7 separate regions of the Mus musculus genome follow, and regions 2, 3, 4, 5, 6 and 7 are each linked to region 1. A link is a loop called in an ENCODE intact Hi-C map of the cell type or tissue named here. Cell type or tissue: left cerebral cortex. All regions are shown on one strand. Region 1 holds the start of Bdh2 (3-hydroxybutyrate dehydrogenase, type 2). Region 2 overlaps Manba (mannosidase, beta A, lysosomal). Region 3 overlaps Slc39a8 (solute carrier family 39 (metal ion transporter), member 8). Region 4 has its middle 40 kb from the start of Nfkb1. Region 5 overlaps Slc39a8 (solute carrier family 39 (metal ion transporter), member 8). Region 6 overlaps Slc39a8 (solute carrier family 39 (metal ion transporter), member 8). Region 7 has its middle 26 kb from the start of Gm46827.

What was found. Peaks named below come from ENCODE experiments on the same cell type or tissue, not always from the same donor. Only the 100,000 strongest peaks of a DNase experiment are listed, where the experiment ranks them.
Region 2: it touches region 1 in a loop (2.5-fold over the local background); 6 of 42 quality-filtered maps call a loop at or near these places.
Region 3: it touches region 1 in a loop (2.9-fold over the local background); 2 of 42 quality-filtered maps call a loop at or near these places.
Region 4: it touches region 1 in a loop (4-fold over the local background); 30 of 42 quality-filtered maps call a loop at or near these places.
Region 5: a loop joins it to region 1, with 2.8 times the contacts of the local background. A loop is called at or near these places in 3 of 42 quality-filtered maps.
Region 6: it touches region 1 in a loop (3-fold over the local background); 3 of 42 quality-filtered maps call a loop at or near these places.
Region 7: a loop joins it to region 1, with 2.5 times the contacts of the local background. A loop is called at or near these places in 13 of 42 quality-filtered maps.

The regions. Positions count from the first base shown.
Region 1 is chr3:135,279,394-135,283,393 of GRCm38, forward strand. It overlaps Bdh2 (3-hydroxybutyrate dehydrogenase, type 2), which reads left to right and starts at 1,828. Exons shown (of 10, transcript NM_001172055.1): 1 at 1,828-1,975. It overlaps Gm46826 (a long non-coding RNA gene), which reads right to left. Exons shown (of 3, transcript XR_001783991.2): 2 at 3,772-3,949; 3 at 3,039-3,380. In left cerebral cortex, a CTCF peak has its summit at 1,764 (motif pointing right); a DNase peak (open chromatin) is centred at 1,768.
Region 2 is chr3:135,532,243-135,536,242 of GRCm38, forward strand. The region is part of intron 7 of Manba (mannosidase, beta A, lysosomal); the gene reads left to right. Among named protein-coding and RNA genes, the nearest start is that of Manba, 49 kb to the left of the region's middle. In left cerebral cortex, a CTCF peak has its summit at 2,111; a DNase peak (open chromatin) is centred at 2,108.
Region 3 is chr3:135,872,920-135,876,919 of GRCm38, forward strand. The region is part of intron 6 of Slc39a8 (solute carrier family 39 (metal ion transporter), member 8); the gene reads left to right. Among named protein-coding and RNA genes, the nearest start is that of Gm31243, 27 kb to the right of the region's middle. In left cerebral cortex, no CTCF peak of the experiment used is centred here; no DNase peak of the experiment used is centred here.
Region 4 is chr3:135,729,731-135,733,730 of GRCm38, forward strand. No RefSeq gene overlaps it. Among named protein-coding and RNA genes, the nearest start is that of Nfkb1, 40 kb to the left of the region's middle. In left cerebral cortex, CTCF peaks have their summits at 260 and 1,748; DNase peaks (open chromatin) are centred at 67, 679, 1,256 and 1,765; H3K4me3 peaks cover 461 bases.
Region 5 is chr3:135,861,036-135,865,035 of GRCm38, forward strand. The region is part of intron 6 of Slc39a8 (solute carrier family 39 (metal ion transporter), member 8); the gene reads left to right. Among named protein-coding and RNA genes, the nearest start is that of 4933401H06Rik, 23 kb to the left of the region's middle. In left cerebral cortex, a CTCF peak has its summit at 2,053; a DNase peak (open chromatin) is centred at 2,057.
Region 6 is chr3:135,852,255-135,856,254 of GRCm38, forward strand. It overlaps Slc39a8 (solute carrier family 39 (metal ion transporter), member 8), which reads left to right. Exons shown (of 9, transcript NM_001135149.1): 4 at 3,650-3,819. Among named protein-coding and RNA genes, the nearest start is that of 4933401H06Rik, 14 kb to the left of the region's middle. In left cerebral cortex, a CTCF peak has its summit at 1,938 (motif pointing right); no DNase peak of the experiment used is centred here.
Region 7 is chr3:135,580,066-135,584,065 of GRCm38, forward strand. No RefSeq gene overlaps it. Among named protein-coding and RNA genes, the nearest start is that of Gm46827, 26 kb to the right of the region's middle. In left cerebral cortex, a CTCF peak has its summit at 1,959 (motif pointing left); DNase peaks (open chromatin) are centred at 657 and 1,924.

The DNA.
Region 1 (4,000 bases):
AAGTGCTACTGAGGTCTGACAAGCTCATCCCTGGGGCTGGCTCTCCTGCCACCCCAACCTACTAGGTGAGTTCAGGCCATTGAGATCCTGTGTGAAAAAGCAAGCTGGGTAGCTTCCACAGAACAATACCAACTGCCCTCTGCCTTCCATGTTTACCTAAACACATACACAATTTTAAATGTTTACGTTAATCCTAAGTCATAACTCCTTGTAAAACAGTTTGAGTTTGGGGCAGGGGTCCTGCTTTTGTTCAGGATTGAAACCACATACTTCTGAAAGTGAATCTTCTTCCTTTGAGATTAGGTCTTACTATGAAACCTACTTTGTCCTCGTTAATCTCCTACCTCAGCCTCCCAAGTACAGGGACTACAGATAGGTCCCTTATTTGGGGGAGAGAGGCAGAGACAGAGACAGAAGTTAATCCTGGAGCACTCTCATAGTCATTAAAAGCAAACGCCTTTCAAAGCCCTGGCAAGTTGAGGGAAAGACAAGTCTATTAGAGCAAGGAGCACACACAGAAGTGTCTGCTGTAATAAGCTGCCGTTTATCCTGCAGGTGTGTGGCAGACGCTGGGCTTCACCTGCACACCATGTCCCCTCCTCACCACCCTGGCAGAGCCGCTGTTTCCTTCTCCTCCATATAAGAACGCAGAGCCGCTGTTTCCTTCTCCTCCATATAAGAACGCTGTAGGTTGGCCAGTTTACAGGTCCTGCTTACTCAGCTATTTCAGGGAGACATAGGATTTATGTCTTTTTATTTTTAAACTGGGCTCTTTTTTCCCCTTTGAGGGGGTCAGCTGTTCTGAATAAGGGTCTTCTGTAGTCCAGGCTGGCTGTGAAGTTCTAAGCAAACTTTGTGATGCTCTTACATCTATTTGTGCTCGGTGCTAGCACTCTGGGCTTTATACCGTGCTAGAGACTGAAGCCAGGGCCTGAGGCAGGAGCTTGAGGGAGGAACAGAAAGCACCCACACACTGAGCAGCACAGGAAGCCACCCTGTGCCTGCCTTAAAGGACCAGCTCTCTGTCTTGCTCTGCTCCGTCCAACCCACGTGCATCCAACTGACTGACTGTGAAACCCACACTTTAGGAGCCACTCAGAAAGAGGAGCAGAACCCAGAACCTTCTGGGAGGCATCACTTTTCTCTTCAAGAAGGAAGCCCTCAGAAAGTACAGCCTGCGTCCCCAGCAGACCTGCATGGCTGGCCAGCCCAGGTGACAAAGGAGGCTCGCAATCTGATAGCTTTGTTTTGTAGCCTTTGCAGTGCCAGAGCCCATGGCAAAGTGTGCCAAATGTGTCGAGCCCCTGGATTTATGCAGGACATTCACACATGACCTCCATGATCACTGTGACACTAGCCAGGTTAACTCACAAGTCTCCGACCCAGCCAAGACCTAGCCCTTTCCTCGTGGCTCCTGTAGTCTTCAACCAACTTGATTGCATGATATTTTGCTCTGTTCATTTCAAGATTCCCATCCTAGCTGGGTGTGCTCCTCGGCTCAGGCCCAGTGCACTCAGGATGCCAGCATTCTGCAGCTGAGGGATTAACGTCAGAAACAAGACTTTAGCCCCAAGGAAGTTTTCTTTTCCCCGCTCAAAGCAATCTGGGTTAAGAGCTAGGAAGACCAGAGTATTTAGTGCCTCGGGTCCCTTGTGTGTTTTCCAGCAGCCTTCCACCTTCCTGGCCATTGGATCTGGCCTGCTAAGTAACTTGCACAAACAAAAGACAGGCCTTTGTTTGGCGTTCACAGTTCCACGTTCTGATCACTAGATGGCAGCATGGACACATCTAAAGTGCACGGCTGTGGCAAACACTTCTTAAAAGCTTACTTAACAGGCATTAGCAAAAGGACTCGGAGGGGACCTGAACTCCACCTCCCAGCGTGCATTAATCAGCATGTGACTTCTCCTGCGCAGAGATCTGAAGTTTGTCTCCTGAAGGAATCTGGAGGACTGTGTGGACTCACTCTTCTAAAGTAAGATATTTTTTTCTAATCACTTTCGACAAAACTTTTGGGGACTGAGAGTTGTAGCTTGTGTTGCCATCTTCTCCATATCGCCGAGTTGAAGATGCATCTTCAGTTAGTGTGGGAGTTGGGAATCCTCTTGTATTTATTAGAGTTTGAAAATAGCCAAAGAAAGACAACTGTTCCAGTATCTGTCCTAAGTAAACTGGCTCGTGAAAATATTTGGAATTCCAGAAAATACTCTGAGCCTTTTTCTAGTAAAAAGAAATTTAGGGTTTTAGTACAATCTTTAGAAGTAGGAAAGTCATTATGTTAAGAGTGGGTTAAGTTTACAATTTCTGGACGTATTCCCACTCTAAACCCCACCCTGTTACCCCCCCTCCCCAAAAAAAAAACAAAAACAAAAAAACAAAAAAACCCATGTTGCCTTGAGACTGCTTGGAGGTCAGCTGGAGAAAGGTTTAGAAGTAAACAGAAACTAAATTTTGTGCCTGGTTGCTTCTGGGTGGTCTCGGGGGTCATGGAGGTGCTTAAGAGAGCACTGAGCAGGTGCCTTCACTGATTCTCAACCTGTGGGTCGCGACCCCCACGCCTAGGTTCTATCTAATTAGATATTCTGAATGTCAGGTGTTTACATTATGGTTCATAACAGCACCAAAATTACAGTTGTGAAGTAGCAACAAAAATATGGGTCACCACAACATGAAGAACTGCGTTAAAGTGTCGCTGCATTAGGACGGTTGAGAACCAGGGCTTTGGTGGGCGAATACCCAGGGTCCCTTAGTGAAGGCCCTGGACTGTGAGTTTCTTATGCTGTACTCAGGGTCGGGGGAGGCAGGGACGGCTCATCCCTTCCTAAAAGCACAAGTTAGCTTTCTCTCAACTCCTACCACACTCTAAGTGAAATTTCTCTCTGCGTGCTACTGGTAAAAAGCAAAGCAAAGCGTACTGCATCAGAATTGGGGAGACGCCATGAAGCCAGATCCTGTTACCCAGCATGTGCGCATGATTGGATCACAGAGTGGGGGTCATCAGTTGGCTTCAGAAGCCCCTCTTACCGTGTGACTGTGTCGGGCTGGATCTCAGAGGAAGGCTCTAATAGGAACCTAACAGGATGGCTTTTATTAGGGGAGATACTGTTGTGGGAGAAAATGACAAGGAACCAGGTGACGATGGGAGAGACTTCAGATGGATCGAGGCAGGGAGAAGGCAGAAGTGGATTTGGGGGTGGGGGCACCCTGAATGCTTCCTTCAGTAGGGTGGGGCTGGGGACCCTAAGGAGGCTAGGGAGAAAGAGTTCTGTACGTCATCCATCACGGTCTGCTCCAGGGTGGGAACAAAGAACAAAGGTGTCCTCCGGGTCAATGGAACCTCAGTCCTGCTGGAGGTGGGAGACTGCAGCATTCTCTTGAACCTGTGATTGGAAGGCATTGTATTGATATGATGATAGCTGACTTAGCCTCACCCTCACAGGAGACCAGGCTCTGTCTGTCATCTGTGAAGCACTGCCCACCCCCACCCCCTCCCCATCCCTGCTTCCTTGCCAGCTACTTCTAGACAACTGCACCCATTTCCTGATCCCAATCCCTAATGGCCACTGCCAGCTCCGTTCTGGCAAATCTGAAAATCTCCCATGCTTTCCCCAACTCTTTCAGTGCCAGCTGCGGACATGAAGACCTAGCACTACAACCCCTGGAGTTAGGACCAAGTATGGAGGACTGGAAAGTCGAAAGGGTACAGTGGGGATGCGGGGGCAGGGAGCACAGCTATGGGAGGAACAAAAGCAAAAACACCTAACAGCTTACCTAGAGAACAGGTCAAGTCAAAGGAGAGGACAAAGGGGGTGCTGGAGAGAAGGTCCATCAGTTAAGATCTCTAACTGCTCTGCCAAAGGACCTGGGTTCAATTCCCATCATCCATGTGCCGCTCACAACTGTCAGTAATTCCAGGGGCAGGAGATCTGACACCCTCACACAGACACACCTGCAGGCAGAACACAAAGGACTTGCTAGCTGTCGACCCCAGGCACCCCAT
Region 2 (4,000 bases), 250 kb after region 1:
AATATATACACATTGCAGTTCAGTTCAGATGATTTTGCACTGGTCTGCGTGAACTGTTCTTTTTGGAATTATCTTTTTCTTGTTCTTTTAGGTGTGGGCCATCAGGTAGAGTATATTTGGTAATTATACATTGTCTTGGACCATCAAGGTTTAAGCCGAGTCTTTGGTAATGGTGCACAGGGAATTTGGTAGAAACAACTTACTATGTAACAATAACATGGAAGGAAATAGATATTCGTTTGTGAGAGCAGAGTCGGTGTGGGGAAGTGTGTGCTGAGCTATAACACTCAGTGCAGCTGGGTTGAGGTCCAGCTAGGATTACAGAGCACCCTGCATTGCACCAGGAACTAGACACCTGTTCTGAATCGGTGAAGTGGAAAATCATTTCTCTCTCTCTCTCTCTCTCTCTCTCTCTCTCTCTCACTCAGTGCTTCTCTGATTTTGTAGAAGAAATACTTGGGAACTTATTTGTTTATTTTAATATCAGGGGCAAGCAATTTTAGCAAGTTGCTGAAATGTATCAAAAAGAAAGAAAGCCAGGGATGTCTAACGAACTTACCGTTGTGTTTAAGATATCCCCATCTCTTTGATGTCACATGAGAACATCCCTAAGACTAACCAATGAGTTTTTGCTTTTGGCTATGGTGTGGTCGATTGGCAAACCTGGTATTCTTTACACACACACACACACACACACACACACACACACACACACACACATATATATATATGTCCAAAGATCAATACTATGGTTTGAGTCTCAAATATCCTCCCAGGCTCTTGTTTTAAACACTAGTTCTCCGGCTGGTAGCACTTTTCTGGGAGGCTGGTGGTGGCGGCTCTTGGTCACTGGAGGCGAGCTTTCACAGACTCCTGCCATTTCCAGTTCCCTCTCTGTTTCCTGTTTGGAATAAAAGATATGAGCTCTCAGCTCTCTGCTCCAGCCACCATGCCACGGGGCCTATTATAGGTGATGGTTCTGGAGCTGGTGGCGGGGGCACATTTTCTCCAGTTGGCCTTGCTCCTGTAGCCCTTCATTGATGTTCTAGTAAGTAGCCCTTATTATTGCTTCACCCCAAACAAAATGAAAGGGTGTGGCTGGGCGTGGTGGCGCATGCCTTTAATCCCAGCACTTGGGAGGCAGAGGCAGGCAGATTTCTGAGTTCGCGGTCAGCCTGGTCTACAAAGTGAGGTCCAGGACAGCCAGGGCTATACAGAGAAACCCTGTCTCGAAAAACAAAAACAAAACAAAACAAAACAAAAAATGGTGAAACTATTCAAACAAAGGCCAATCAGAGATTGATGTTACTATCTGCATGTCATGTTGGCCACATCATTTATGCCATTTTATTATTACAACCGAGTCTGATTTTGTCACATTAAAAAAAAAGGGAGGCGTCGTCGGAATGGTTGTTTGACATCAGATGCATTCAATACACATCTGGCTAAAACGTGATCAGACAACTCTGCAGGTGTGTGAATGCCAACCTGGTGGCTTCCATCTGTGTGCTTAGCAAGGGGGCAATGAAGGGAAGGCCACCTATCATTTTTTACAGGCTGGAGTTATTTGTGGAGACCAGGCACCCCCCTCACCCCCCACCCCCACCCCGTGCCCTCACACTATGGTCCTTTTTCAGTGCAAACCACATGGTCTTTATCTCTAAAGCTCAGAGTGGTAGGTCTGGAAGAAGTTTGGAAAGCACAAGGTTTGATGAAGTTTAGAAACGAGCAGTTTTGTTGTTAATCAAATTCCAGCCGGGCGGTGGTGGCACACGCCTTTAATCCCAGCACTTGGGAGGCAGAGGCAGGCGGATTTCTGAGTTCGAGGCCAGCCTGGTCTACAAAGTGAGTTCCAGGACAGCCAAGACTACAGAGAAACCCTGTCTCGAAAACCAAAAAAAAAAAAAAAAAAAAAGAAAAAAGAAAAGAAAAGAAAATTCCGGACATCTTCGTAAATATCTGCTTATACACACCTGAGAAGTGGCTCCAGGCTTGTGAGTCACTCTGTCTGTCTGATCAGCAAGAGAGAGGAATGTGAGGCGTGTGGTATTTGCTTATCAGTCATGAGCTCTTCTGGCCTTTGGTCTCAGTATCCAGAGCCCCATCTGGAGGACAGCATTGAGGACTGCACATTTGAATCTAGCATTTCTGTTTTAACAATGAAGCCATAGCTGCCATAACGGTCCATACCTGTCATCCCAGCACTTGGAAGGAAGGCTGAGGCAGGGGGATCAAGAGGAGATCAAGGTGAGCCTTGGCTACACAGTGAGGTCAAGGCTAGCCTGGGGCTTTGTGATACCTTGCCTCAAAAGAAAAAACAGAGCAAAATAAAAACAATTTTTATGAGTTGAATTTAACAGCTGTATGAAGCAGTTAAAAAAAAAATCTGGCCAGGCAGTGGTGGGGCTTGCCTGTAATCCCAGCACTTGGGAGGCAGAGGCAGGTGGATTTCTGAGTTCAAGGCCGGCCAGGACTGCACAGAGAAACCCTGTCTCAGAAAACAAAACAAAACAAAACAAAACAAAACAAAACAAAACATCTAATCAAGTGATGAGTTTATAGAACCAAGAAGAGATTGAAAAATTGGAATGCTAAATTTTGATTTAAATGTGATTTTAAAATTGGGGCTTGGCTCAGTGGCTAAGAAGTGCTTGCTGCTAGAGGACCTGAGTTTGGTTCCCAGCACCCACACTGGGCAGCTCATAAGCCCTGTAACTGCTCTTCCAGGGGGTCAGATGCCCTCTGCTGGCTTTTACTGCCACTCACACAATGCCCCCCACCCACTGCCCCAAAATAAAATAAAAAAAAACCATAAATCATTTAAAAATCTAAACTGCTTGATTTTACATTTCTTCATTTTTTTTTAAAAAAAGACTTATTTATTTTATGTATATGAACACACTGTCACTGTCCTCAGACACACAAGATGAGGGCATGGGACCTCACTACAGATGGTTGTGAGCCATCATGTGGTTGCTGGGAATTGAACTCAGGACCCCTGGAAGAGCAGTCAGTGCTCTTAACCTCTGAGCCATCTCTGCAGCCCTCTTCATTTTTAAAATATATTTATACCGCCCCCCCCCCATAGCATTTACTTCTTTGGGCTGTTTAAAGTTCTTTTGTCCCATCAGCGATGATAGATCACTCTGAATGCAAATATGTATTGCTCAGGGATCTTTTTTCAAAAGCTATTCAAAGGCCATTGTATCCCGGGAAATAAAATACCTGTTGCAGAAGGCTTTTGTGCTATCAGTCAAGGCTGCCAGGGGACAGGAGGACAGTGACATTCATCCTGAGAGCACTGGCCTTTAAGATGACCAAGTGCCAGAACAAGGTGGCTGGAAACTGCGGCTTCCTCCAGGTTCTCAACCTTCCCAATGCTGTGACCTTTAACACAGTCCCTCATGTTGTGGTGACCCCCCATCCATAACATCATTTCATAACTGTAATTTTGCTCCTGTAAATATCTATTTTCTGATGGTTTTAAGCGATCCCTGTGACAAGGTCATTTGACCCCCAAAGGGGTCTCGCCCCACAGGTTGAGAACTTCTTCCTCAAAGGTTCTTGGGTACTTTAAGGCATCCTTTTGTTCTTGCTGGAATGGTTAGGGGATCAGTAGAGATACTATCATGTTTTATAATTAATATTATTTGTAATATTAATAGATAGTAAGAAATAATTCATTTCCCCTACATAAGTCATTCTCAAATTTATTTTTGACATAGAACTACTTTTTACCTTCAAAAAATATTAAACATCATGCTATGTGTATGTTTCTGTGGTCCATAGTTTAGCATGTTAAGTATTGAAGCTGAGACTTAGATAATTTACTTATTCATCAGAAGTTCGTGGTATAAACTTCTGAAGGTCCAGTGACTCCTTTTCAAAAAAGATATTGTTAGGGAATAAAATATTGGGGGTGAATAACATCATCTTTCATGCTCACAAATCTCTAATATTTTAACTAGGAGGATGGGGTTCTCAGTGCCTCTGCATGTAA
Region 3 (4,000 bases), 590 kb after region 1:
GTGTGTGTGTGTGTGTGAATGAATCTGCTGACAGGAGGCATTTGTCCATACTCTATGGACAGCATGGTAACTGTGTTGGTCCCTTGGCTTGCATTCTAACTGAACTTTTCACCACGGTTCCATCCGGATGCTTCTATGGGGACTAAGTGACCCAAACTACACATTGTATGAATGAATTGATTGTGTTCCTTCTTTTGCTGGAAACCAGTATGGAGGCCATTTTTACAGATGACCTTGGTGCGCTATATAAACCTCTAAAAGATACTACTTGCACAAGTATTGGCAGCAAAGAAGGCATGTATCAAACAAGTCTATCTTTGTGAGTCTAATGAGTGAGTACCCCTCACAATGAGAGGGGGCTAGGGTATGTCCTAGCCATACACAGCTAGCTGGGCCATGTTGTTCTTGGGCAGGGGAGCTTCATGCCATTTTGGCTTTCCACAGGTTGGGCCTTTCTTGAACTCTGGAAAGCCAGATCACCTCTGTAGAGGAAGAGGGTGTTGAAGCCATTAATAACCTCTTTCCCTACTCTTCTGGCATTTTTTTTCTATGTGGACTCATTAAGCAAATATCAAGATGGCTATTGAAAGACACAGAATGACAATTGTAATCAGATTTTGTTCACTTTATTGTGAAGGCTGTCCTCTGGGTTCTCCTTTATGAGATTTAGGCAAAGAGAATTAGCCTTGTGCCATGGGTTTACTAAGAACCCCACCCTTAACACTTCATTACAGGCATCTTCACTACCAATTTTCCAGTTTTGTCTTTGAAAAGTTCCACCCGGGTTTATGTAGTATGAGACCTCAGACCCACTCCTTTGTAGGGAGTAGAGAATCAGGCATTGCATCCAAATTCCTTCTAACTTGGAGGGTTGCCCTTTATCGCTGTGTCTCAGGTCAAGCTTGCAAGACTGGCTGGTGCTGACACACTCACAGATCTGACACAGTGAGCTGGCTGGTGGGAGCTCCTTTTGAAGCTTTGTTTTGAGGGAAAAGAGCTAATTAGGGTGAAATGTCATAAGACTGAATCATCTGGGACTATAACTCACATGCATGCATCTTCAAGATCCGAGTGGACCTCTTCTTTAGGTGCACATTAGTTTAAAAATGGAACAAAGTTGTGAATATCAAATTTTAAACTTTGCTGGATCAGATTATAGCCAGTTAGTTACACATGATCCTGCATCTACTGGGTTTTCTATGGCCAGAGATGAGTTTCTGTAAGGACCCACCAACCAACATCTAATGCTAAAGAGGGTATTGTTTTACTCTAAAATCCTAGAAGTCTGTGTATGATTGATAGACCACAGTTTGCCAGAAGATCTTTTGTAGCATCTCTGAATGCTATCGTCTCTTCCAATTTTACTGGTTCTGAAAGGTCATCAGGACCAAGGGTCAGGACGTACTAGAACCTGAACTTTGCAGAGACTGTATTCTTTTCTTCCCTTGGAAATGTAATATTCCTGATCTGTAGCTCTCCTTCTATTTCCTCTCAACTTTGAATCTTATGAAAAAAGCAAATTAACATTTCCTTTTGGGGGGGGGATCTGATTTCCTATGGTATTTCCAGCTACAATGATTTCCAGTAGGAAATAGTGGCACAACGAAGTGAATAAACATCAAAGAGGCCTGCTGGAGCCTGAAAGGAGAGTTGTCATAAGAGAAACTGTGGTCTTCATTTGAGGGATACAGACAGCTTGAGGTGGGCAGAGTACACAAAGAAACTGGAAGAATAAAAACGTGACTTCTCCTGTTTTCCTTTCTGTAGGGATTCCCCAGTGGCAAGTGGAAATACAAAACAAACCAAAAAAACAAATAAACAAACAAAAACCAAACCAAAAACAAAAAACCCAAACATTTCAGGAGTCATATTCAGAGAGAGGAGGAGGAGGCAGAAGAGGAGTTGAGTCATTTCTGAGCTATTTATCATATGCTTGTAGTGCTAATTCTGAATGCTCCTTTCTGGGCTATGAATTGCAACGAAATGAGGGTTCTTTTATTTATATTTACAACCTCACTTAACACAGTTCCTGCTGTGGAACAGATACTGTACTCAATGAATTATTAAGTAGTCTGACCCCATAACTACTGTGTGATTTTTTTTGAGCATCTTGCTTCTAATCTCAGATGGTCATTCTCTGTGTCTCCAAAATGAAAATACTGAAATGTGTGTGGTTTCAGTCTTGAGGGTGTTGTAATGACCAGGGGAAGATGCAGATGCTAGCAGCAGACCTGCTTTATATATAAATTGTGAAGTACTGTGGATGGATAGGACAACAATTCTTTTCACGTTCCCTCCCAGAGTCTGTAACTTTCTGGTTCCTGTTAACTTATGAGATCAGACCTTTACCAGAGCTGGAGTTGTGAGGTCCTTGGCAGCTCTTACAAGGTGACTTGGTCACCTGTCTTCAAGAGGCTAAGTAAACAGGCAGATGATCCATGCAGAGAAAGGAGATGCATTCCCAGGACACCTTGGGAAGAAGAATGAATTAGAGAGGGTCAAACCATTCTCCTACAGCACTGGCTTACGTCCTTCCTAGTTTTTGTTTTTGTTTTGTTTTGTTTTGTTTTTCTGTTTTCTTTTTTTTAACTTTTAGAGACAGGGCCTCATTATGTCACCCTAGCTTGCCTGCAATTCTTTATGTAGACTAGGCTGGCCTTGAACTCACAGAGATGTGCCTGCCTCTGCCTCCTGCTTGCAGGGATTAGAGGTGTGCACAACAACGCCTGGCTCAAACTGCTTTTCTTAAGCCACCCTTTGTTTAAAGTTGATGTCTGTCAACTCCAGTTTGTTACTTATGTTATATTAATTTCCATTCAAGGACACATTGTATTTTTTTTTACCTTTATTTACATAGTTTTCATTTCTTGACATCTAGACCCTTTTGTTACCAATGTAATTTTCTGTAGGTTGTTACGTTCCTTTTTGACTTCATGCAGCACAGGAATACAAAATTTAACCTTTCTCTAGAATGGTTGTTTGTCTTTGTCTTCTCGCCAATAAACTTTACAGGCAATAAACCATAGAAACCTGTTTGCAGATCCTGGCTCATGTCATGTGTGCTAACTGGAAACATAAATCAAACTAGGGTTGCTCTAGCGGGACAGTCGCTCTTTCCTTCATGCATAGCAAGCCTTGCAGGCAGCCTGCTACCAGAACCCTTCTAGTTAGCAGTAGGGTCTTTCAAGTCTTCAAGGATCTACAATGCCCATTTGGAATTCTCCCCCTCCATGTCTCTACCCCCAACCATGGCTCCACTCTTTTCTTTTTCACCATATTAAAAAAATATATGCAAATCATAAAAATGTATAGAATATCTAGAAAATATAAAGATGTTTTTACAAATGGCATCCCCAGCATTTTCTGCCAAAGAGCATTATGATGAGAATTTATATGTATGTATGTATGTATGTATGTATGTTTGTATGTATGTGAATATATATATATATTCAAATATATTTGTTCTTAGTCTATTAAGGACTTTTTAGAAAGGTATCCACCTTTCTATAAAACACAGTTTTATTGTTTTTATTCTCACATTGTGTTTTGGACATGTTTGCATGTGGAAAAATAGGAATTTCCAAAGTCTTTCATGGAGGGGAGAGCCATATTTATGTGATCGGTATTCTTCTGGAAGACAGCCATGACCTCTTTGTCCTCTCCTCATCTCCTTCTCACTTCCTGCTACCCTTTTAGTCTCGTCCCTTCCTCTTTTATCTGTCACCTCCTGTCTTCCTCCTCCTTATCCCCCTCTTTCTTCCTCACATTCCTCCACACTTGCCTTCTTGCTCCCTCCTTGCCCTTCCATGCCTCTTCTCCCGCTTCAACTTCATGTGCATTACTGAAGCTGTTCCCCTAGGGAACCACCTGATATGTGCATTTTTTTTTCCGAGACAGGGTTTCTCTGTGTTCCAGGCTGTCCTGGAACTCACTTTGTAGACCAGGCTGGCCTCGAACTCAGAAATCCGCCTGCCTCTGCCTCTCGAGTGCTGGGATTAAC
Region 4 (4,000 bases), 450 kb after region 1:
AACACAGAACACGTCAGCTGTTTTCTGGAAAATAACTGCCTCATGTGACAGTGTCTATTATTTTAATTAGCACCGAGGCACGCCTCCAAGGCATTTCAACAGGTCAGGGTTTCTTACAGTGGCAATGGCTTTTTATTTCCTGATATGCCAATGAAGCAGATAGCTGACATCTGATTTTTTTGTCTCGGTGAGTAAAATGGTTGTTGTGATGATGCAGCCTGGACTTGAAGAAGTTGCAAACATTCCTTGTTACCCAGAGGCTATGGCACAAGCAGCCAGAGAGCGCTCCGAGCACTCACAGGAAGTGATAGCCAGGCCCTTCATTTTGGCTATCTGGGATGTTCTTTGCCATAAAGTGTTTATGACATATGCTCCTTGGGGTATCTATATTTCCAGGATATGTACATGTCTACCTATGTGTGCTAAACTCAAGAAGGGTTAATTCCAAGATCTGAAAGTCACTCTGTGAAACTATATCGTGAACACACATTCAGCAATCCACAAATGTGTAAGCCATGGTTTTAAATAGTGGTCGGTTGGGGAACAGACGCCCATTTCCTCCCACCCACTGCTCCCTAACATTGCTGTGGGGTGAGCTGGAGATGCTGATACGAGTGTTCATTTGAGAAGGAAACGGTTTATGATTGCCATGCTGCATCTCACAGAAAACAGTGTATAATTGGATTCCCGAATATAGCGAGCGAACACATGCATCATGTTTTCTATGTGGCTAAAATGACTTGCCATTTTTATTGTAGAGACTTTGCAGGGGCTGGAAGTGTGGAAAGAATTGTTTCTTAGGGTGTGGCAGTCACTGAGGTCAGTCACTCTGGGAATCTGGGTCTTAGAATGACCCTGATGAGAAGAAATTTATCCTCCCTCCCTCCCTCCCTCCCTCCCTCCCTCCCTTCCTTCCTTCCTTTCCCCCTTCTCCCCCCCTGTCTAAATGAATTACAATACCAACCAACACTTGGACATTCCAAGGAGCTATCAGTTGGGCACTAGAGCCACATTCAAGCCATATTCTGGAAACTATCCATCACCATCTGTGAGCTGGAAGGACTAACAGTATTTGCTTACATTAGTTATTTATAATGCTGCTCTCTCCTTTCTTTCATTTTTCTCATCCCTCCATCGCTTTATGCGGACAAATGGTGCAGCTTTGGTCGGTGGTCAGAATGCACGGTCAGTCTCCTTTGCTTTCCCTTAGAAAGTGTGGCTTTACTCATTCAGTGTTCAGTGGGGACACGCCCAGCTGTCAATCACCATTACTACTGCTATCACTCTTCAGCGCTTTACCTCGTTCTGTAATGGAATCTAAGGAAGGCTTCACTCACACAGTGACAGTGACAGTGACAGTTGCATTCCCACCCTTGTGGGGACACAGACGGTTCAGGTGACGGACCTGAGTCACCTCCTAAATGACACATTGTGGATTTGTATTTCAAGGTAGATTTTTATTCATCAACAGAATAAAGTAGTAAAATAAAATATAAAATAAAAATAAAAATAAAATAAATAAAAAATAAAAAAATATGATAAAAAGGAAACGGGATAAGTTAGTGAATGTTCACGACTTTAGGGTAAGGTTGTGGTTTGTTGCGATTTCTATGTTTTTATTTTTGTTTTTGTTTTTCGAGACAGGATTTCTCTGTGTAGCCCTGGTGGATGCCCTTGAATGTGAGCTTGCTTTGTAAAGGCTTTCAGAGCTCATCTAAGAAGAACTCTAGCGCCACCTCATGCCCAATTTCGAGAATTACCTGGTTAACTGTATTGAGAGATAGTTTTAAGATTGATCCAGCCATTAGGTGGCGCCGTGGACATGTACATTAAAGCCACAGCTCAGAACATCTTGTTAGATGTGGTGAAAACATTATTTCTTTCTTTCCAGGTTAAGATTTTTTTTTCTTAGTCTATGACTCATGGGAGTCTTAAATACCTTGTATTTATCTCCTGAGGTTTGAAGATTTAAGGTTTTAAATAGTTTAGAGCAGAATCTTCTTTCGCCCCACCCACATTTTTCTCAAACGATCTCAACATGAAGAAAAAATTTAAAGCATGTGTACAGATACGCAATACAAAGACTCAACACCTCGCCCGCACAAAGAAAGGAAAACAACTAGACCAGCCAGATTGACTAGTTTATAACAGGGCTTCACCATGCTTAGAAAGTGCGGTGGTAACTTCTATTTCTGTGCACCTGATCTGGTTAAAAACCTTATCACATAGGAAGGACGTTGGGCTGAGGTGAGGACTCAAGGCGGAGGGACTGACGATGGATCCAAGGGGGGGGGGGGAACCCAACAACGCTAAAATAGAAAGATTAAAAAAGGGAATCACTTACGGAAGAATGCTTGATTTATTCTATGGATGCTTTAAGTCTCGTTTGATTTTAGTCCCATCAAAGTTGGTGCCAGTCACAGTGGCAAGTGAAGTGTCCTCCATCTACTCTAACAAGCAGAAACAGATGTAATCAACTTACGTTCTCTCCCACCCAAAGAAGAATAAAATAAATCAATGTTCAAAAACACAGCGACCAAGCCTGACCTGAGTGAGGTCGATACCCAGCACACACACACACACACACACACACACACACACACACAAACACACACACACACACACACGGTGGAAGGAAGCCACTCCAGCGCATCACTCTCCAATCTCTACCTGCCTGCTGTGTCAGGCATGTACACACTTATCCAACCATCCACACAACATATATTAATGATGGATAAACACAACAGTAATTCAAACAATTGTACCCCTATGCATATCTAAACATCAAATGTAACTTGGAAATTATTATCAATATGATATGTATTATCTATCTATTAACCCTAAGGATGAAACACATCCCACCTATGATGTCTACTATAATGTCTAATATATTTTTGGTGAAGAAGTAATTATAGTGAATCCATCTAGATACTACTGATACTGGAACAGGGTGATGGTTTGAATGAAAATGGCCCCTATAGGCTTATAGGGAGTGGTGCTATAAGGAGGTGTGGCTTTGTTGGAGTGGGTATGGAATTGTTGGATGAAGTGGGTCACTGGGGGGTGGGGCTTTGAGGTTTCAAACTCTCAAGCCAGGTCCAGTAGTATCTCTCTCTTCCTGTTGCCTTCTGATCCAAATATAGAACTTCCAGCTAACACTCTCCAGTACCATGTCTGTCAGGTCGCCACCACGCTTCCTGCCATAATGATACCTAAACCTTTGACCCATTAGCCAGCCCCGGATAAGAGTTTTCTTTGCTAAGAGTTGCTGTGGTCATGGAGTCTTGTCACAGCACCATAAACCCTAGCTAAGATAGGCAGTAGAACCTACGTGCCTTTGCTACTTTCTTTGCTGTGATGTTGGCGGTTCTCAGGGAGCCTTTTCACAGCTCAGGACAATAGAATTTTACATGCTTTCATTTTAGATCCTCACCGGCTCTTTGGTTTCTACTTCAAACACTCATCATTCTTAATGTTTAACTCTCAGGCTCCTTATCAGCGCACCTAGTTTCTTAATCGGAAACCTGGTTGTCTGTCAGGTGACAGGCCTGCCGCATACTTCCTGAGAAGCAGGCATCTCCCCACCTCCTCTCAGGTATGCACTGGAGGCCCGCTTGTTCCTTTTTCCTCTCAGAGCCAAATTCTTGCCTGGAGCTCTGATGATCTCCTTCACAGGCTTTCTCCACCCCCAGAAAGTTGCTAGTTAGTCACCTCTTTCTGTTTTGCAATGCTTCTGTTCTTTCTCGTCTATCTCATCAAAAACCAAAACCCAAAACAAACAAGCAAAACAACAACAAGAATCAGTCATCAACCAACCACCCAACCAAACGGGAAATAACAAAAAGATTCTCAAGCTTTTCATAACCATTTTCCCCAACGTCTAACCGGTCTTTCTCTCCCTCCCTCGTATTTACGATAAAAGCTTCAGCCATACCTGAAAGTGGTCATGTTCTCCTTTTATTCATCTGTTACACATACATGATGGCGAAACACTCATACA
Region 5 (4,000 bases), 580 kb after region 1:
TGTGAGTTCGAGGCCAGCCTAGTCTACAGAGTGAGTTCCAGGACAGCCAGAGCTACACAGAGAAACCCTGCCTACAAACAAACAAATTTAAAGGGCTAGTGACCACATTAACAGAGAACAAGTTATGGGAGTTGATCTTTTCTTCCATGATGTAGGTTCTGGGAATTGAAACCATGTCATCAGGCCAGCACCCTTACCTCCTGAGCCATCTTGCTGCTCCCCACCCTCAACATTTCCTTTTTTAACTAGCCACGTTGTTGAAAAGCTTGGGTTAATTAAGGTATTAGGATTCTTGCTTTAGAATTAGCGTCGCCTGAGGATGTTTCCGGTAAATCTAAGTACCACGACGAAGGTGGGCCCTGCTTTGCATAGTTTAAATATATCAATGGAAAGACTACTTGTACTGGACGTGGGCAGATTTTCCTTCTTTTTTTTTTTTTTCAGTAAATATCAAGTACTTGATCAGTGCCCTAGGCACAGGGGGTTTTGAGGCAAACACATTCTCCTACTTTCTAGTCTATGTAGTGGAAATAGTAGAAAGCATGAAACCAGAAGCTATGAGGAAGCAATACATATTTAGATGAAAAAAAAAATCAACCCTGGGGACTGACAGTGACATGCGGGAGATTCTTTCAACAGAACAGTCTGGAAGGATTCTCTCAAGAGGTCAGAGGAGGGTTAGGTCACGAGAAGAGCCAGCATGAAGGTATCTAAGGAGAGACTATTTTGATAATGGATAGAATAGTCAATCCTGTCTGGCAGAGGAGAACTGGAATGTCAATGGTATGAGATTCTCCAGTATTAGCATGACATACCCATGATGTCATTCCTCCAGTTTTGAAATAGAAATTATTGGATTTTCATACCAACATCAACAATGAATCCATGAGCAGAGAAGGACAAGGTTGGAGTTCTAGATCATACTTCCAGGAACTCCGTATCTGTTGAAGAGGAGGGAAAAAGCTATGTCCCCGCATGTTACCTGTGGCCCAGGTATCATGAGCTGCCTAAACATTATTGACATTGATTTCTTCTGGGGGTTGTTTTGTGAATATTCTGCTGAAGGAACAATCATAGAAGAACAAAAGTGTAAGCAAACTGGCCAGCATAACGCTACTTCCAATGTGCTTTAGATTATATAGAACTATGAACGATTTAAGGAACCAAGTTGAAGGCTCGGTGTTACATCATGAGGCAACAGGTGCTGTGGGGCAAGCTATAGCGGTCTCACTGAAAGAGTGTTTTCTGATATTAAATATCACAAAATAATTTATTCTAGATAACCCCATTAAGATGATGGAGCACAGTGTTTAAAACTCGTTTGTTTGAATTCAAGTGTGAGTTCAGGAATTGAATTGATACTGTTGGATGCTAGTGTTTCAACAGAGATAATTTTTGTTTCAAAATCGAAAATAAGAAGAAACTATTAAAATTATGAGTTAAGAAAAGTACTTTACGTTGACACAATATTGATAGAACTCAAATTATACAGTAATCTAGATTTATAAATGATAATTTTTGGTTTTTTTTGTGAAATAAAAGAAGAATGAAAGAAATATATAGTAATTAAAGTGTGTGGCTAAAGAATGTGATATTTTCTAATTTGTCCAACCAGTTCTGGCTAATCACAGAATAATCAGATATACAAGACGATTGAAATTTAGTCTGCAGTATTTTGTGTCCCATTGTATACCTATAGCTTTAAAAATTGTTATCATCAAAACCTGTATTTATCACCGTAAAATGTTAGTGTTGACAGTTTCCTTTCTAACTGTTAGGTATTTAGACAAACACTGAGATTTCTTAGCACCTAGTAAATGTGAAACACAGCAGGACACGTGACATGTGGGGCGTGCACACGTTCAGTTACTCGGTTCTCACTACATGATGTACCACATCCTAGGTTGATTTTCTGATATGGAGGGGTCGCGCTAACCTCTGTGTGGGGAACATTTCTTCCTCTAGGACGCACAGCTTGGAAATAGCTGCTGTTACCACTAGATCTTTCTTTATCCTTAGGAATGTTAGGCCTCCGTGGCTTGTGTTTCACTTCTAGGCCACTAGAGGGACCATCTAGTTCATTCCTCTGCAGTGTGCAACCATCTCCTACCGATTTTATAGTAAGAGAAAAAAAATTACTCTGCCATTTACAGAAGTCAAAAACTGTGCGTGTTATGTTTAACATAAGATACAACAAAGTGGAATTCGTTCACAGTGTAGGTGATGTCAGGGCACGGACTGTGTCAGCAGCTGATATAAAGTGATATTCCGCATATAAGAAGTATTTTTGAGATCCTTGGATCTCCCTGAGAGTCTCACAGATTTAAATACATCAAATCACCTAATAAGTATTCCCCAAGCATCTAATGTGTTCCTGGTGCTGGGAATGTGTCAGGGAGATGGAGGGACACGCGTCCTGCCCTTGGTATGTAACATTCAAAAAGGTTACAAGTGTTACAGAGAACTGAAATCACTCTCTCTTGAGTGTCTCTCTTACTAGCTTGCCTTCCACCTCGCTTGCTCTCTCTCTCTCTCTCTCTCTCTCTCTCTCTCTCGCTCTCCCACTACTCTAGATGAGAATGTGTGGAGCTCATTCTCAGTTCTGATTTTTTTTTTTTTTTTTGAGGGGGGAGTGGATCCTTTCTTCTTCCCTTTGGCCTGGAGGGTGAGAGGGCTAAAGTAGATTCCTGGGTACCTGTGTTTGGAGAAGGCTACTGGATACTAAAAGGACTATGACTACATATCTGTCTTCAGCAGGAGCTCGTTTCAGCCCTGTTTGCTTTGCCATGAATGTGGCTCTTGGATTTAGCTTTCCCAAACGAAAAAAAAATTCTTCAGTCATGGCGAGGACTCTGGATGCTCTGGCTTAGGAAAAAAAAAAGGATCTGGGATTCCTAATGTGTCTCCAATTGATATAATGTCAACGCTGTCATTTTTGGTCCCCCCCCCCATGTCTGCCACATATCAATTATTAACTAATTTTAAAATTAAAACAATAATTTTTGAGGCTGGGTCTCTCCCACTAGAATTCACGATCTTCCTGTTTTTACATTCGAAGTGCTGGGATTACAGGAGGAGCTGCACCCCTTGCCCCTGTTTACTATTTAAAATCATATAATTTGAATGTCCTATTATTTACAAGACAGAAGTCAGTTAATTTCCTCTGGGTGTCTGTGCTCAGAATTGGTTAATAAGCAGCACAATGTCAAGATTCAGTTAAGAAGAGAGCACGGAAGGGCCGCTTGAAGGACTTTTGCCTTAAAATAATTTTAAATTAAAATATAATTTCATCAGTTCTTCCCTTTAACACTTCCTAAGTCTCTTCCCTCCAACCCTTTTGCTATTTTACCTTTATTCACTCTCAAATCGATGTCCTCTTTTTCTTCGACTATTATTGTGCATATATAAACACATATATAAATATCACCTATTGAGTCAGTGTAGTTTGTGTGTGTATGATTTCAGGGCTGGTCACATTAGATGAGCAAGGAGGTCTACTTCACAGTCGCCAGTCTTTATGCTTTGCAATAGTACTTAGCACCCAGGGGCCAAATCCTGTCTGTGAGCATCTTAGGTTCCTCAGTGGTCAAGTCAACCTGAGATCTTGCTTCAACCTGGGGTCTTGCTTCCCAGCTTTGGGCTCCCCACGCTCCACACAGCTTCCTAATGGAAATGTTGTCTAAGTTCTGACTACAGAAGATCTTCAGGAACAATGCTGGCAGTGCATGGAGGTTTGCCTGCCGAATGAATCCTTGTTAATTTTGACTCTATCATGGGGCTCATCAATTAATTACAATTTGTTCCTTTTGACTGTAGGCTAGGCTGTAGAATATCTTGGAAATATCTATAAAAAAACACTGTCTTTGAGGTGTTTTTTTAAATACATGATTCTAAAGTTTTAATTTAATTTAGCCTAATTTTTAAGATTTTAAAAAGAATGCCAATCTAAAAAACAGTCTCTTCTGTAGCCACAGCCCTCCCCATAGATGCTGTAGGTTTT
Region 6 (4,000 bases), 570 kb after region 1:
GAGAAACAGGCTCTCACTGACCATGAGCTTAGGCTGGCAGGCATCAAATTTCAGCTATTCTCCTGTCACTTGAAACACTGGTGACATGTTTTATAGGTATGTGTGGACATATGAGTTTTTGATATGGGTGCTAGACTAAGATCTTCATGGCTGTGCAGCAAGCATTCATATCTACAGATCTATCCTCAGCTTCTTATACACATGGCTATAGGTTCAGGGTCTTCCTTGGTCCTTCTGTAATGTTACTTTCTCACAAGGAAATTAAAAATAACCACATGTAGTAGATTCTGAATATAACTTCTCACTGCTTGTGAGTTGAATTTGAGGTCATTCAAGAGACTAAAAAAAAACTCAAAATAAATCTGATTTAAGGAGCCATGACACAAAAAGTTCTGGATATGTTTATATTGACATTTTAGTGGGACGATAAAGTAATCTCAGAGATCTTATTTGGAAGTTGCTTTTCATTTGCCTTATAAAACCACAATGATATAGGCAGTAAAAACCAATGATAAGTTTACTTCCTTGGGAGAGAAATTAATCACATCTTAGTAGTAACTGGAAGGTCCAAAATTGCTTCATTTCTGGAAGAGTTCACACAGTACTACTTAATTCAAATAAGATGTAAGCACAAGAGACTCTTCCTTGAAGCAGCTTTGACGATTATACTGTCCAACATAATACAAGCGGTGATGAAGCTGTGAGCTCCAGAGCGATGAAATCGATACTGCACAGTGAGTTCATCTAGGAACAGAGTCGCTCTCTCTGCTTATGGAAAGGATAAGAAGGCATGACAAGAAGGGTCTCAACACGTGGCCATGTTTTATTGGAAGCGTCTCTCTCTCTCACACACACACACACACACACACACACACACACACACACACACACATACACACCTGTGTGCACACATATATCCTCATGCACACACACATGGACTCTCATGCTCAAACACACACACACACACACACACACACACACACACACACACACACAGCATGCAAAGAGACAGATGCAACCCCTGGGGAGGAGATCTAGAATCCGAGTTTGTCTGGCAGAACCAAGACTTATGTTTGTGGGTAGAGTGGGTTCCCTTTGTCCCTCGGAACTGGCTGGATTGAGCTAGCTCAAGGCGCAAGACAGTTTAAAAAGGGGGGAGCGAATTAATTCTTGCCTCAGGATGCTCCCTCACTCCAAGGTTTAAAGTCCCAATGAGTGGTTTCTTCTGTTATGTGGGTGAGAGGAGTCCACCAGTTCTTTGTCTTGAAGAGGGAGAAGAATCATGAAGTTGGCCATATTAAATATTTAAGTGAAAGGCACATAATTCTATCCAGAACTTCTTTCTTTGTCTGTCTGTCTGTCTACCTGTCTGTCTGTCGACAAGAGATCTATCTGATGTCTCCTCCCTCAAAGCGGTTTCCATAGATGCATTGCCTAAGGGGGACAGAGAGCCCGGAGCTTTGTACCTCTAAGCCTATTCTGCTCACTGCATAACAACAGGGAGCCAAAGGAAGGAAGAAGTCTGCTTACTCAGCGTTTTGGAAATAATATTAAAAACAGCATATGTTGAAGCTGTGGTATATTCAGGAACAATGTAATTTATTTTACTTTTGTAAAAACTGTGCCTCTATGTATGTATGTGAACCGTGTACATGCCTGGTACCCTAAGAAATCAGGAAAGGACACTGGATGCCCTGAGACTGAGTTACAGAGACTTCTAAGCTCCTGTGTGGGTGCTGGCAACCAAACCAGAGTCCTCCACAAGAACAGCGAGTGCTTTTTAATTGCAATCTATCACTCCAGCTCTTTTTTATTCCCCCATGTTCATATTTAAAAATTAGTTTTAAAAATTATGTCTGTGTGTCTTTGTGTGTAGGCCTGTTTGAGTAAGAGCCATAAGCCTGCAGTACCCACAGAGGCCATAAGAGGGCGTTGGATTCCTCTGGGTCGGGGCTGGCATTTGAACTCTGGTCCTCTACAAGAGCAGCGACTGCTTTTAGCCCAAATTCAGAGTTTTATCTGTGTGATTTGCGCTTATGGAAACTATGTATGTTCTGGCTTCTGTAACGGTGGGAGGAAGGCAGTAGTATCTTCCTTGCAAGGCTGTGTGGGTTCAATGGGATAGAAGACACTGATGGCTGAGCACAGTACCTGGCGTGGCAGACACTTGCTGTGCGCTGGGTGTTACAGGGCCAGAGAGGAAGTGGTCCAACGTTTAAGTGAGTTTTCTGGTGGATGTTTTAAAAGCGGCCACGCGGCAGCAGCGTTCTCATCTTCTAGACAGTCCTCTGTGCCACATGTAGCTTGGCTGCAGTGGTCATGGGACATCTCAGACCACGCTGCTACAGTGGACTATCCTGTGCACGCTTCACTCTGTTCTTAAGCCAAGCCTCTACAATCCAGCACATCTAGTTAGGCATCAAACTAGGATAGTGTTTGTCATCCCCACCCCCTCCCGCCAGCAACATTTACTGAGTGGCCTTTGGGCGTCTGAGTGAGAGATGAACCACCTCTAGGTGTTGCCAGCATCACCCAGTCTTCCTCTGGGCCTGGCAATGTGAGTTGTGCAATGCCAGCTGTCCCCTCCCCTCCCACGTGGTCTTTATCTATATTCTCACGGCACTGGCTGACTCCAGGTTCTGGGAGGCCCAGCTGGGGAGAGCTGAGGAGTTGTTTGTGTTTAAAATTAGGAGAGTTTCTTTTTAAAGGTGATCTCAGGGGTCTTCAGACTAATGGTTACGAGAAACCAAGTGTCGGGCATGATGATTGTCAGTTTGAAGTGACATCATCCCAATTCACTAGGGCAGCAGCTTACGTCATCTTTCCCTTGACTCTCACAGTATCTTCTAAAAGACCACTTTTTTTTTTTTTTTTGAGTCAGGGTTTCTCTGTGTAACAGGACCCTGGCTGGCCTGGGTTTCTGCAAGTGAGTCCTGTCCTGGGCTCACTTTGCAGACCAGGGTGGTCTCGAATTCAGAGAGATCTGCCTCCCTTTGCCTACCAGCGGCTGGGACTAAAGGCCTGGTGCAAAAGGCTACATTATAAAGTCAGCCTTGAGCTGCAGATGACGGGAGGTAGCTGGAGCCTGTACACTGTACAGGGCAGGTCATTTGTCCTTCTTCAGATATTCTCCAGGTCCCTGCCAGCTCTGCACTCATTAATCTGAGGACCAGTCATAGCACAGGGCCACTTAAAGCCCAAGCACACCTTCCTAGTTCCTTTCCTTTGGAGACATGATTTCACATAGCCCAGGCTAGCCTTGAACTTGCAGTGTAGACAAAGATGACTTTGAAATGGTGATCCTCCTAATTCCCCCTTGAAAGTGTTGAGATTACAGGCATGAACCACCATACTTAGTTTATGAAATGCTGGGGACTGGACTCAGGGCCTCCTGCACGATAAATTAAGTCTTATACCAACTAAGCTAGATCCCAGACCCTACAAACATGCTTTCTATTAATGTTCAGACTACTGTACGTGTGATCTCAAATTTCTGTATAAATCTCAATGCGAATTTTTAGTGTTGGAGAAGGTATTTGTTAAAGCCTTTAAAGATGAAATGTTTCAAGGCTCGTGCTGTGCTGCAGTTAATGTGCATTTGACACCTTGGTTGTAACTAATTTTTACTCTTTTCCCCCTTTTCCTATAGTCTGGGGCTATGGATTCCTGTCAGTGACAATTATCAATCTGGCCTCTCTCCTGGGATTGATTTTAACCCCCTTGATAAAGAAGTCTTATTTCCCCAAGATTTTAACTTATTTCGTGGGACTCGCTATTGGGACTCTTTTCTCAAACGCCATTTTCCAGCTTATTCCAGAGGTAAGGGGGTGGGCTCTGCCTTTCTGTGAATAATTGCTCCTTTTAAACATTTTAGCACCTTCTGCATTTTAGCTTGCATAATCCCTACAGAATTTTATGATGGGTTTAGAAGGCTTTGGATAAGAGATATCAGAAACACGGTAAGTGGCAAAGATTATCTCGTGCTTTACGGAGTGTTGGA
Region 7 (4,000 bases), 300 kb after region 1:
GTGGCTTGGTGGTTGAAGGACAGGTGCAGGGGCTGTGGCGCCCCAGGAAGAGAGTCGGATGGGTCATTACTAGCTTGGGTGGCAAGGCCTGTCTAGGAGGCTGCAGTAAGGTTCTCTAGAGGTGTCCTGTCTGGTCCTTTTGGCCTCTCTGGGTATGTTGGGAGGAGGGATTGTGCACTAATGGGACTGGAACCTGGGTGGGGTTGTTGTTTGAGACAGGGTTTCTCTGTCCTAGAACTCACTCTTCAGACCAGGTTGGCCTCCAACTCAGAGATCCACCTACCTCTGCCTCCCAAGGGCTGGGATTAAAGGTGTGTGTCACCATGGCTGGGCACATGGGTGTGTTTTTGAGGGCTATGTGCTTGTTAAGGGAAGGATTGCGTCCCAGGAAATTAAAGCCAGGCAGCGTTGAGAAACTCCTGCAAGCTCCAAAGCTAGAGAGAAGGGTCTGGAAGGAGAAGGAATGAGAGAGAGAGACCGGCATGTACTCTCAAGGCCCCTCCTGCCCTGTCTGGGGGCGGTTCTGTCTGGTTTTAGCGTTCTTAGAGGAAATGGTTTCACGGGTGCTGTCTTCCAGCTGTTTGGCCAGCTGTGAGTAATGTCCTTCAATGCCCCTGACTGGCAAGCTGTTGCTTCTGGCACATCCGTGTGATTTGTTCCGTCAGGGCCGCCTTGCACCTGTGAGAGGTTACAGACCGAAGCTGAGGCCTGAGCTGTAAAGACTCATGACTGAGTCTCTCTCTCTACAGAGAGTCCAGCCTCTCTCTCCAGGGAGGGCCAGACACCAGCACACGGTCTTGTGGACTATGGCAGGAGGTGTAACCCTTCCCCCCCCATTTACCTCAGAGTGTTATGGAAATAACGATTGGGAAGTATTTTTTAAGTGGAAGCACTCCTGTTTTTAAAGATATTTGCTTGTTTAATATGTAAGGTGGTTGTTCCCAGATCACAGAAAGAAATGTATTGGAAATGCATAAGGGACATTTGCATGTGGTCGGGAGATAGAGGTGTGTGTGTGTGTGTGTGTGTGTGCGCGCGCGCGCACTGCAGAACAAAGCCACCCATGCCATGATGCTTCTCATTCAAGTCATACTGTCACTTAAGTTGTACACTGTTGCTTTGGGAAAGGAAAGGGGATCTTCAACATTATCATTGTCATCGTTGTCGTTATCATTGTCATCATCATCATCACCACCATCGTTTACTTAGGAGACAGGGTCTCCTCCCTATGTAGTCCAGGTTGGCATCAAACATATGGTGATCCCCCTGCCTCAGCCTCCAGAGCACTGGCATTACAGACATGTGCCACAAGCCCAGCTTTACCAAGCAATACGTCCTTTTAGTGGTATTCTGGGACCACACTGCATATGGGTTGACACATTATGACTCCATCTTTGCACAGAGCTGGTATAAAAAAACAAGCCGGTTGTTCATCAAAGACTTTGAAAGCATCCTCAAAGACAGTCTTTGGAGTGGGGCTGACCTGTGTTTGACTCTGGGAATGGGTCAAATCTGAGCTCTTTGTCTGTGTTGGAAACTGAAAGGGGCTGGCGTGTAAAGACGCCCATTCTGGCTGGCTTCTGCCCCTCTGCGTTCTTAGCCAAGACTTAACAGGCTTTGGGGGCTGTACTCTGTACTGGTGACTGCTGTGTCTGCTGTGTCGCAGAGAGTTGCCCCAGGGGACCCAGGTGGGTAAATGAACAACAGCAGGGATTCCTCCCCCTCCCCCCACACCCCCAAGAAGAAAGGCCTGCAGATCCTGAAAAGGTTTGGGTTATGCCTGCAGAGTACAGAAACCTCAAAAGCTGACTGAAGTTCTGAGGAAGCTATTTTTGAGTGGCGGCCTGCTGTGAGGAAAGCTTTCAGGGCAAGCTTCTTTCAGGCTCATTGTAGCTTCCCACCCGACCAACCGACCAACCGCCTGTACTGCCTCTGGTGTTTATCTCCATCTACTGGCGTGAAGGTGGACTCTCCTTCCATTGAGAGGCAGGCAGTTCTGGCTGCCTTCATGTGGATTAGCGTAGAGACCTGGTAAGAAGGGGAAGTTTCTGGAACAAAAGAGAGCCAGGATTGTTTATTAAAGAAGAGAAATGCTATTTTACATATTGGTACGGGCAGCCTGGTTGGTGTCCCTCCAGTCAGTATCTTTTCTGCTGAACTTATGGTAGGCAAGCTGTCTTTTCAAATGCCTGGAGAATGGTGGTGTCCACTCTACACCCAGGGCTTAAAACCCCCACTAGTATTTAATTTGCTTTCAAATCTGTCATTTGAGGAGAACAGCAGAACAGCCCATGTCTATTATGGTCAGCATCTGCTGAGACAGCCCAAAGGCTAGGCAGGGTCACCTGGCAGCCGTCGGCTTGGCAAGCTTTGGCTAGGACCTCGGTTAAGGCTGTTGGCTGAACACCTGTACTGGCCTTCTCTTCATGGCTGCTTGGCACCCTCTGAACAGGGTGACTGAGTTCCAGGAGAAGGTAGTTCCGGGAAGGTTGGCAGAAATTCGGACCTAGTTTCGGAAGTCACTCAGCATCGTTCCTGCCTTGCCACAGGTGGCCTGGACTCAGGAGCCTAAACCCAGGAAACAATGGTGTCTCTCTGTGGGAAGGGCTTCAGCACCATGTTTTAAGACGCACAGCTAACAGCCATAGAAAGTCCTGGCTGGGGCATGGTGGCATGGCTGTCCCAGGAAGTATTACGAAACACCAAAGCAAGACAGTTTTGTCTTAAAGTTTCCAACGCAGAATAAGGGTGTGTTAGGGTGGAGAGAGGGTACTGTAATGGAAAACAGAATTTGCTGTTTAACCAGTTTCTGTTCATTTGTGATGCATTCTAAGAGGTAGAATCTGCTCTGCTTTTACATCACAGAATGAAGTCTCGATTAGGGCCTTCTCGATGTCAAGGGTGTTTGTCTAAGATTGGTGGTATGTCTAAAATTCGTATGGTTTAAATTTTCATACATATGGAATTTTTGGTAGAAAGGGATTCCGATTAATTGATGATTAGGCACTTAGAATATTTATTAAATAATTTAAGTATTATTAAGTAGCTTGTATTATATATTTAAATAATTAATCATTTCTTCATTAATGATATTTTACTTAATCTTATACCAAATCCCTACTAATAGATTCAGTCATTATCATCTTTTTTGTCCCAATAAAATCATTCTCTAACTCACAAGCCTAGGCGCTAAGTATCTGGATATAAACGCAGATGCACCTTAGCCACAACTGAGTTGCGCTCTCTGGACCTCCATTTTCTTCATTGTAAGTTTGGAATATTTTGTCATATGGACACTGACATACAAGATGTCTATTTGGGGTACCTTGAGCTGTGTGAGGGAGATAGCCCAGATCACTTTAGCCTGTCTCCCAGGATCTGAAGGTCCCAGCAATGGGAAAGGCATTCATATGACTACCATGGAAATGGGGGTGAGAGCTCTTTGTAGTGAAGGCAGTTCCCAAAGGTAATAGCTGGTGGGTTTCCAGGCCCTTCCGTGGGATCAGTAGTAGATCACTTGTGTGGCATGACAAGGCCTTAGGTTTTTGGTTTTTTCTTTCTGTGTGTATGGATGTTTTGCCTGCATGTATATCTGTGCACCATTTATATGCCTGGTGCCCACAGAAGCCTGAAGAGGGCATCATATTCCCTGGGACCGAAGTTACAGGTGGTTGTGAGCTGTGAGGGGTTCTAGGAATTAAACCTACTGACTGGTCCTCTGGAAGATCAGTGCTCTTAACTGCCAAGCCACTTCACCAGAAGGTTTTGGATTTGATCTTTACACTACACACTAAATGACCTTGGTCACACACCAGAGTCCAAACTAAGACCTCTTTCAAGCCATTAATCTTCCCTCTTTCTACTTTCAGCCATGCAGACTTACTAAACTCCATACTGGAAAATCTTTTACATATGTTGGAATTTAGTTTTTAATTAAAATGTATATTTTCTCATGATCTTAAACATGTATAGGATGTACTGAGATCATATCCACAAACCC